Linked DNA regions of Homo sapiens: region 2 is linked to region 1. A link is an interaction called in ENCODE POLR2A ChIA-PET data of the cell type or tissue named here. Cell type or tissue: PC-9. All regions are shown on one strand. Each heading gives the region's core, and the rest is flanking DNA. Links, peaks and the distances in the headings are about the cores only.

The links. ChIA-PET counts read pairs that join two places held together with the same protein. Peaks named below come from ENCODE experiments on the same cell type or tissue, not always from the same donor. Only the 100,000 strongest peaks of a DNase experiment are listed, where the experiment ranks them.
Region 2: POLR2A ChIA-PET joins it to region 1 with 6 read pairs; 1 of 35 experiments calls an interaction of 5 or more read pairs at or near these places.

The regions. Positions count from the first base shown.
Region 1 is chr7:138,655,409-138,660,788 of GRCh38, forward strand. SVOPL (SVOP like) reads right to left here. Exons shown (of 16, transcript NM_001139456.2): 6 at 4,456-4,580; 7 at 1,040-1,103. Among named protein-coding and RNA genes, the nearest start is that of SVOPL, 43 kb to the right of the region's middle. In PC-9, for the core only: no CTCF peak of the experiment used is centred there; DNase peaks (open chromatin) are centred at 2,763 and 3,713; H3K4me3 peaks cover 648 bases; H3K27ac peaks cover 1,962 bases.
Region 2 is chr7:138,478,321-138,483,700 of GRCh38, forward strand. All of the region lies in intron 1 of TRIM24 (tripartite motif containing 24), which reads left to right. LOC124901843 (small nucleolar RNA U13) reads right to left here and starts at 4,263; the gene lies at 4,160-4,263. RefSeq lists enhancers at 725-1,285, 1,286-1,846. In PC-9, for the core only: no CTCF peak of the experiment used is centred there; a DNase peak (open chromatin) is centred at 411; H3K27ac peaks cover 810 bases.

The sequences.
Region 1 (5,380 bases), core at 221-5,220:
GCAGGAGAATCACTTGAACCCAGGAGGCAGAGGTTGTAGTGAGCCAAGATGGCGCCATTCCACTCCATCCTGGGCAACAAGAGCGAAACTCCATTTCAAAAAATAAAATAAAAATATCAGAGCCTCACTTTTATCCTCCAAGGTGATATAAGCTACACACACGCACACACACACACACCCCTACACACACACTCTACAGTAATATATGTGCATATAAATGTATATATACTATTATATATATATTATACTAATATATTTACGTATAATTTACATATATGTACATGCAATATTAGTGTAATATATACTATATTTGTGTAATATAGATATATATTCATTTATTACTGTAATATATATTACAGGATTATATTCTTATGGATAAGCAACAAAAGTGATTTCTTGAGATGAAATCTACTCCTGGTGAAGAAGCTATGAACATTGTTGAAATTACAACAAAGAATTTAGAATATTCATAAACTTAGTTGATAAGGCAGTGGCACAGTTTGGGAGAATTGACTGCAATTTTGAAAGAGGTTCTCTACTGTGGGTCAAATGCTATCAAACAGCATTGCATCCTACAGAGAAATCTTTCAGGAAAAGAAGAAGTCCATTGATGTGGCAAACTTCATTGTTATCTTTTTTTAAGGAATTGCCACAGCCACCTCAATGTTCAGCAACCGCCACCCTGATCAGCCAGCAGCCATTAACACTGAGGCAAGAACTTCTACCAGCAAAAAGATTATGACTCTCTAAAGGCTCAGAAGATCATTAGAATTTATCAGCAATCAAGTATTTTAAAATTAAGGTGTGTACATTGCTTTTTAGGCATGATGCTACTGCACACTTACTAGACTTTAGTATAGTGTAAACATAACATTTACATGCACTGAGAAACCAAAAAGGTTGTGTGACTCACTTTATTCTGATACTCGCTTAATTGCAGCGAGCTGGTACCAAACCAGCAGTATTTCCAAGGTATGCCTATATGTACATCTTATCCCATAGGATGCCAAAGGCAGGTAGAACTCCTACGTTGCCTTACCTGAGACAAGGGTAACATATAGCCTCGGTATTTCGTGGGCAAAAATTCAGTCTTTATGATTAACCTAAACAGGAAGCAGGAAAAAGCATAATTTTGTTTTAAAAAACTAAATCATCTTTTAAAAAATAATCAGTTTTTCTTGTCACAGGGATAAAGAATTCAAAAGCATAGAAGTTGATTATATATCAGAAGAGAATTATGACAGCTAATATCCACATAAGAGAACAGTAAGAACGAAACTGACAATTGCTCCTGGGTTTACATCTTTACTCCCAATACTTTAAACCTTCTAACACTTAAGAAATATAAGCCTGGCCAGGTGTGGTGGCTCACACCTGTAATCTCTGCACTTTGGGAGGCCAAGGTGGGTGGATCACCTGAGGTCAGGAGTTCGAGACCAGCCTGGACAACATGGAAAAACCCCGTTTCTACTAAAAATACAAAATTAGCTGGGTGTGGTGGCGCATGCCTGTAGTCCCAGCTACTCAAGAGCCTGAGGCAGGAGAATCACCTGAGCCCAGGAGGTGGAGGTTGTGGTGAGCCAATATTGTGCCATTGCACTCCAGCAACAAGAGCGAAACTCCATGTTGAAAAGACAAAAAAAAAAAGAAATATAAGCCTTATCTGTTTTGCCAAGGGAAGCACTGGCAAAATGTTTTCCCAAGCCTGATTCCCTTTTCTTATTTGTTTATTTATTTATTTATTTATTTATTTATTTATTTATTTTAGAGACAAGGTCTGGCTGTCTCCCAGGTTGGAGTACAGTGGTTTGATCACAGCTCGCTGCAGCCTCAAACTCCTGGGCTCAAGAGATCTTCTCACCTCAGCCTCCCAAGTGGCTGGGATTACAGGTGCTCACCACCACACCCAGCTAATTTTTAAATTTTTTGTAGAGATGGGACCTTGCTGCATTGCCAATCCTGGCCTCAAGCAACTGTTGCACCTTGGTTTCCTAAAGGGCTGGGATTATAGGGGTGAGCCACTGCACTCAGCCTGATTCCCTTTTCTAAAACACATTGGGAAATTAAAATACACCTGAGAGAAGGTAAATAGTTCTCTCAATTCATGAGGACAGTCAAGGCACAAGTTTCTAATTAAGTACATATTTTCTTCTGAATATAAGAATAAATAGAAACATATTCCATCAGTTTTCTAATTGCTCTTCTCTGTTGCTGTTGTTAGCCAGAATTTGGGGATTTTTAACATATTTATTGAGCTGTTTCCTGGGGAATGTTTTATATTTTTACTTAGCTTCTACTCCTTTAGGGCTCCAAAGCTCAAAGCTTACTGTATGCCCCAGGGAAGAACAATTCTTTCTCTAACACATGAAGGCAGTAATTAGGTGCTTTGACATCTCCTAACATATTTTAAGAATAATCTCCTCCAAGGCACCAAGAAGAGAAGAGCCCAAGGGGTCCTGTGAATTCAAGGGGAGGGGAGTTCCTGCAACTGAGGGTTCCTCCCTATTTTAGGCCATTTAGGGTAATTTCTGGACATTGCCATGGCATTTGTAAGCTGTCCTGGCACCACTGGGAGTGTCTTTTGGCATGCTAATACATTATAATTAGAGTATAATAAGCAGTGAAGACAATCAGAGCTCGCTTTGGTCGCCATCTTGGTTTTAGTGGGTTTAGGCCAGTTTCTTTACCACATCTTGTTTTATCAGCGGGGTGTCTTGTGATGTGTATCTTGTGAAACCAGTCCTGCTGATCTCCTATCTCTTCCTGTGACTAGGAATGCCTAACCTCCTGGGAATGCAGCCCAGCAAGTCTCAGCTTCATTTTACCCAGCCCCTATTAAAGATGGAGTCACTCTAGTTCGATCCCATCTGACATATTCCCCCCCCTCCCTTTTACAAGAGGAGTCTTAAATCATAGGGTGATAGTACTCAAAAATAGTTACTCCTAAATGTTACAGGGGCTTATGGTCAAACTAAACTCTTCCAACAAATTCAAGAAATTAATAAATTATGTTTGGATTGACTTCAAAAATTTTTGTTTGTTTGTTTGTTTTTGTAGAGCGAGGGTCTCACTATGCTGTCCAGGCTGGTCTTGAACTCCTGGGCTGAAGGGATTTGCCTCAGTTTCCCAAAGTGCTCAGATTACAGATGCGAGCCACCACCACGCCCAGCCTGGGTTGACATTTTGTTACCTGACACTTGTTAGTATTTCCTGTAACAAAATATTGCACATCTCAAAAACAATGACTAGCCTTATGAACAAAAAAGCTAACACCTGCTTGATCTAGCACTCTGCTAGCCTCACCATCAAGCATCATTTTAAGGAGAAAACTGCTCCTGCTGGAGCATTAAATAAGCAGCTATCACTAAAAACCAAACAAAGCTTAAACTGAGTTTGCACAAGTGACATCTATAAATCTGTAACTTATTAATGCTGTAAACTAGAAATAAAATTTGAAGTGCCCCCCCGCCCCAACCCCAACCCCATTCATCTACCAACTACCACCATCTGAATGGATTCCCTCCTCAGCCAGGGCACTCTAAAATTTAACCTGAAAGACTGGTTCAGGCCACGACAGGAAGTGGGGTCGGACATGCCTCATTATATCCCTCTAGCATTAGCATCAACGCAGACCTTAAGTCTGGTGAGACACATTTACAATCTATTTTCTCTGAAGCTGGCTACCTGGAGGCTTCATTTGCATGATAAAACCTTGGTTGTGGAGACCAGAATGTCTTAACCTGGACATTCTTTTCTACTGATAACTCCTTCAACCAATGCCAATCAGAAAATGTTTAGATCAGCCAGGCACAGTGACTCACACCTATAATCCTAGCACTTAGGGAGGCCAAGGCGGGTGGATTACCTGAGGTCAAGAGTTCGAGACTAGCCTGGCCAACATGGCGAAACCCCGTCTCTACTAAAAATACAAAAAATTAGCCGGGCATGATGGCAGGCATCTGTAATCCCAGCTACTTGGAGGCTGAGGCAAAAGAATCGCTTGAACCCAGGAGGCGGAGGTTGCAGTGAACTGAGATTGTGCCATTGCACTCCAGCCTGAGCAACAGAGCCAGACTCTATCTCGAAAAAAAAAAAAAAAATTAATATGTTAACATCTACCTGTGGTCTGGAAGTCCCCCACCCTTTGAGTTGTCCTGCCCTTCCAGATGGAACCAATGTAAATCTTACATGTATTAATTGATGTGTTATGTCTCCCTAAAATATATAAAACAAGCTATACCCCAACTACCTTGGGCACATGTCCTCAGGGCCTCCTGAGGCTGTGTCACAGCCACATCCTTAACTTTGGCAAAAATAAACTTTCTAAATGGACTGAAACCTGTCTCAGATATGTTGGGTTCACAATGCTTTTGGTCTATTAAGCGCAGTGTGTGTGCATCAGGGCCTGCAGGGGTACACGTTTCTGTCTCAGGGTCCCCTGGGTAACATATTTACCCTTGCGAGTGGCCGGACACACCACAGCCCACCATCGTCCGCAGGAAGACAAACCAGATGTACGAAGGAGCAAACGAGGTCAGCAAGGAGAAATAGGCTCCCCACAGGAACGAGATGAGCAGAATCTGAAGCAACAGCAGAACACATGAATGGGACCTGCCTCAATGCGGGGAGGGAAGAAGCCCTAACTTCTGAAGGCGATTTTCGGTTTCCATCCTGATAGTTGCTTCTCTGAGGAGCTAACCTGTAGCAAGCCCACTGGTCTTTCACAATCATCCAACAATACAATCCATGCCATTCTACTGTCTGGAAGCCCAGACCTACCAAGTTCAGACCATTCTTTAAAACTACCATGCTGTGCCCACCCTCATGGGTGGCAGGTCCCTGAACTTGGACATCAAAAGGCAAAAACGTGTCCTCCCTACTCACAGGGCTGCTGGGGACGTAATGAGGCAGTATGTTGGGAGGAGTACAAGGAGAACATTTAAGGTATTTGCTTTTTCTTTAATTATAAGGATAAATTCATAGTAAACAATACAGAAGAAAAAAGAAAATTAAGAAATTGAAATCACCATTGATTGTCCAACCCAGAGAAGATAACTCTTAACACTGTTTTATCTTCTCTGTTTATGAGAGAAAACGAAGTGTTAATGGCTGGCTATAAATGTTCCAGTGGAAAGATGTACTTTCATACATGTAATATAATACATAAGACCTTGCTCTACTGTTGCAGTTTAAGTTGTTTCAGATCTTCTCATTATTAAAATAAGCTGCGATGATATCTGTACATAAGTCGTTATGCCCTCTCTGATATCTTTAGCAAGCTAGATTTCTGGAAGACAAATGTTCAGGTTAGCAGAATATTTTCAAGGTTCATGTTTCATACTGCCAGGCTGATGGTCAGAAAAATTATACCAATAGGGTT
Region 2 (5,380 bases), core at 68-5,067, 180 kb before region 1:
TATATTGATTAATATTATAGGTCAGGGTAAATTATTTTGTTTTGGGCACAGTGGTTCATGCCTGTAATCCCAGCACTCTGGAAGGCTGAGGCAGGAGGATCGCTTGAGACTAATTCAAGACCAGCCTGAGCAGCATAGCAAAAACCCTGTCTTTTTATTTATTTATTTATTTTTGAGGCAGCATCTTACTCTGCGGCCCAGGCTAGAGTGCAGTAGTGCAAACACAGCTTACTTCAGCCTTTATCCCCTGGGCTGAAGTGATCCTCCTACCTTAGCCTCTTGAGTAGCTGGGACAACAGGTGCATGCTACCACACCCAGCTAGTTTTTGTTTATTTTAGAACTCAGGGATTCATGAATGGGCAGTATCAGTTGAGCAAGTGGCTCAGTGCTCCAAAGAAGGGGCAGGAGAGGGAAACTTTGATAAGGTGTTCTTGGCATCAAGACAGTAGAAAGTACCTAGTTAGAGGCTAGTTGGCAGTTTCTGATTCATAAAGTCACTAGAGGTTAGTTGGTGGTTTCTGATTAGTTAAGCTTAAGTTCACTTTGAGTTTGGTTTCTTTTTGCTTAAATAGGAACCCAAGGTGCTGTGGCCATCTCAGCATAGTGGCCTTCCAATTCATTATTTTAATAGGGATTAAGAAGACTAAAAGTTAAGGCTCCATCCTTGACTTTTTAAAAAAGCTTAATCTTCCCTTAACAAATTCTGTCAATTCTCCTTTCTACATCTCAGAAATCGGTTGCCTTCTTTTTATCTTCATTTCCTGAGGTCATTTCAGCTGCTTCCTAATTGTCCTTCCTACCTCTGAGGGTGCCTTCTCATTTTTGTTGAAGAGGTCTCCCCACCATGAACTGAAAACTTAGGATGCTTAAGCTTTTCAAAAAGTGTGAGGGAAACACATGTACAATTAACATATTAAGTGAATAATTATATAACCACCACTTAGATCAAGAAACACACATAGCCAGTAACCCCAAAAGTTCCTTGTCTGCTATATTTTTATCACTCCTTCCCTTTCCCTTAGAAGTTAACCGTTTGTCCAACCTTTTTTTTTTCTTCTTCTTCTTCTTTTTGACAGGGTCTTGCTCTGTCACCTAGGCCAGAGTGTAGTGGTGCAATCAGGGATCACTGCAGCCTTTATCTGCCAGGTTCAAATGATCCTCCAGCCGTAGACTCCTGAGTAGCTGGGCGTGTGTCACCATGCCTGAATGAGACGGAGTTTTGCTCTTGTTGCCCAGGCTGGAGTGCAGTGGCGGGATGTTGGCTCACCGCAATCTCTGCCTCCTGGGTTCAAGCAATTCTCCTGCCTCAGCCTCCCAAGTAGCTGGGATTACAGGCATGTGACGCCTGGCTAATTTTGTATTTTTTAGTAGATATGGGGTTTCTCCATGTTGGTCAGGCTGGTCTCGAACTCCCGATCTCAGGTGATCTGCCTGCCTTGGCCTCCCAAAGTGCTGGGATTACAGGCGTGCCACTGCGCCCGGCATTTATTTTATTTTTTAATTTTATTTTTTTTTGAGACAGAGTTTTGCTCTTGTTGCCCAGACTGGAGTGCAATGGTGCGAGCTCAGCTCACTGCAGCTTCTGCCCCCGGGTTCAAGCGATTCTCCCACCTCAGCCTTCCAAGCAGCTGGGATTACAGACATGCGCCAACACCTCCGGCTAATTTTTGTGTTTTTAGTAGAGACAGGGTTTCGCCATGTTGGCCAGGCTGGTCTCAAACTCCTGAACTCAGGTGATCCACTAGCTTCAGCCTCCCAAAGTGCTGGGATTACAGGTGTAAGCCACCGCACCCGGGCCATGAATTAAGTTTTTAAATTTTTTTTTGTAGTGACGAGGTCTCACTTTTACCTAGGCTGGTCTTGAACTCCTGAGGTCAAGCAGTCCTACCACCTCAGTCTCCCAAAGTTCTGGGAATACAGGCGTGAGGCACTGCACTTGGCCTGCCCCACTTTTATGTTAACAATTCCTTCATTTACGTAATGGTGAATGCTGTAACCTAGCTTTGTCTGTTTTGGGACTTTGTGTGAAAGGAATGGTGCTGGTGTATTTTATTTCTTCCTATCTTCATTTAACATTGAAGGGATCATCCATGTTGTTGCATATAGCTATAGTTTATTCATTTTTAATGCTATATAATACTTTGCACAAATATACCACAATTAAATTTTCCATTCTGTTATTGCTGTGTATTGGAAATGTTGCCTGTTTTTTGCTCTTTTTAAAGCAATGAAGCTATTAACATTCTTGTTAATATATCCTGCTGTTCGTATATGTGAGTCCTGAGGTTTTGGTGTGTGGGTGTTTTTTTGTTTTGTTTTGTTTTTTTAAATACGGTAAGGCAGAATTCCTGATCATAGAGAAGGTGAACGCTCAAGTTAACTTACCAACTCTCATATACCCACTAGCAGTTCATGTATGTTCCTGTTGGCTCAGATGTAGATGTTCACTAACATTTTGTATTATCAATCTTTTTATTTTTTGGCAACCTCGTGGGTGTTTCCTGTTAACTTATTGGGATCTGAGAAGCTTTTCCTAAGTACCAGTTAGGTTGAGCACTTTCCATATCCATCATTTAGATTTCAGCTATTGTGAAGCACTTGTTTGAGTCTCTCCTATTTTTTCTTTTTGTTGGGTTATTTAAACTTTTTTTTTCATTTTTTAAAAAGTTATTATTATTATTATTTTTTAAGACAGAGTTTCACTCTTGTTGCTCAGGCTGGAGTGCAATGGTGTGATCTCAGCTTGCTGCAACCTCTGACCCCCAGGTTCAAGCGATTCTCCTGCCTCAGCCTCCCGAGTAGTAGGGATTACAGGCATGCGCCACTACGCCCGGCTAATTTTGTATTTTTAGTAGAGATGGGGTTTCTCCATGTTGGTCGGGCTGGTCTCAAACTCCCGAGCTCAGTGATTCACCTGCCTTGGCCTCCCAAGTTATTATTTTTTTTATGAGACTTGATCTTGTTGTGTTGTCCAGGCTGGTCTCAAACTCCTGGGCTCAAGCAATCCTTCTGCCTCAGCCTCCCAAATATCTGGGATGACAAGTATGCGCCACCGTGTCTGGCTATTTTAATTTTAATAGGAGTTATTTTATATTCTCGCTATCTTCTTCCATTCTGTTTGCCTTTTTTATAGGGTCTTTTATTTTTTGAATTTGAATTTTTGAATTTTATGAATCTCTGTGGTAAGTACTCTCGTTTTAAGAATCTTTCTGGGCTGGGCGCTGTAGCTCACACCTGTAATCCCAGTACTGTGGGAGGATCACTCGAGCCCAGGAGTTTGAGACTAGTGTGGGCAACATAGGGAGACCTTATCTCAATACAAACAAACAAACAAACAAAACGAGCCAGGCATGGTGGCACAAGCCTGTGATCTCAACTACTTGAGAGGCTAATGTGGGAAGATTGCTTGGACCCAGGAGGACCCAGGGCTGCAGTGAGCCTTCATCATACCACAGCACTCCAGCCTGAGTAACAGAGCAAGACCCTGTCTCCAAAAAAAAAGAAAAAAGAAAATATTTTATTTTAAAAGCTCTATAATTTTTCCTTCACATTTGGGTTTTCGTTTCATCTGCAGTTGATTTATGTGTATGGTGAGGTTGCAGTCCAGTTTCACTTTCTACCTGCTATCCAAGCCCCATTAGCGGAAAATAGTACCATTCTTTTCCCAGTGCTCTACACCGCCGTGCTTATAATTATGTATGCGTGAGTCTGTTTCTTCCTTAGCGTCTGATTTCTCTTTCTCAGGCAGTTTTAATCTGTTGATCTATTTGTTACTACCTGCACCAGGGCCACACTTTTTTTTCCTTTTAGAAAAAAGGGTCTTGCTATGTTGCCCAATTTGGTCTCGTACTCCTGACCTCAAATTGTCCTCCTGTCTTGGTCTTGGGATTACAGGCATGAACCACTGCTTGGCCCACATTCTCTTTACAGTAGTTTTTGACAGCTGGCAAAGCAAGTCCTTATGTAACCCCTTACCAATACCTGTAATTATTTTTCAGAAGCATCTTCTAATTGTTTTTTAGCTATTTGAATTATCACATAAGAATCCACCTGTCAGGTTTCACAAAAAAACATGATAGGCTATTGGGATTATGAGAAATTGATAAAAAAAATCACTTTGGGGAGAATATTATTATGCTTCTTAATTTTTTTCCTTTAAGTCAGATGGGTAGCGTGGTAGCATCCTAACAAAGTTTGAAGGAGGCACATCGTACACATATGCCTGAAAACCTGATCATCATGCTTATGAACCACAAAAGGATCTTATGCTTTCTTTACCGACTCGTTAAGTATAATTATTCCCATTGAGATTTTGCAAGTCTTCTCTTAAAGTTTTTCTAGGTACTTGATAGGTTATGATGCTACTGTAAATGATATTCCATTTTAACTTCATTCTACCTTTTTGTTCCTGGTAAATATAAATACAAATGTGTGGGGTTTTTTTTCCTTTTTATTATTTTTTGTAGTGATGGTGTCTCACTATGTTGCCCAGGTGGGTCTTGAACTCCTGGACTCAAGTGATCCTCTCACTTTGGCCTCTCAAAATGCTGAGAGCTTTTGGCCACTGTGCCTGGCCCAAATATGTTTTATGTCTTAATTTGTTTTTGTTTTTTTGAGCCACAGTCTCCTTCTGTCACCCAGGCTGGAGTGCAGTGGCACAGTCAGGGATCACTGCAGCCTCAGCCTCCTGGGCTCAAGTCATCTTCCCACCTCATCCTCTCGAGTAGCTGGGACTACAGGCATGTACCACCATGCTCAGCTAATTTTTCCTCATTTTTGTAGCGGGGGGGGTCTCACTTTGTTGCCCAGGCTGGTGTCAAATCCCTACACTCCTCTGGCCTCAAATGCCTACACTCCTCTGGCCTTGGCCTCCCAAAGTGCTGGGATCCTAGGCATTAGCCACTGTGCCTGGACCCAAATGTTAAAAAATTTTTTTTTCAATAACTTTGTTAAATCTTTCTAATTCTAGTAAGTTCTCTGTAGCTTTGTTTGGCTTCTCTTGTATCTAATCATATCATCTGTGAATAATGACAGTGTTTATTATTTCCAATCTTTATGCCTTTTCTTTTTCTTGCTTTATCATGCTGCCTAAATTCTCCATTGTTGAATAAAAGTCAAGCCAGTGGAAATTTATCTTGTTCCTGATCTCAGAAAGGAAGCTTCAACATTACACCATTAAATAGGAAGTTTGCTGTAGGATTTTATATAGATCTTTTATAAGCATATAGATATTCCCATTGGTGAGGGAGGGATTCCTGCCATAGGATTATGAGGTTGGCCCAATACATAACAACTGACACTGGGCAGATGAAATTGACAACAGTTTATTAGTCACATAGACTTGTATAGCCCTGGGGAGGACACTACATTGCCAGGCAG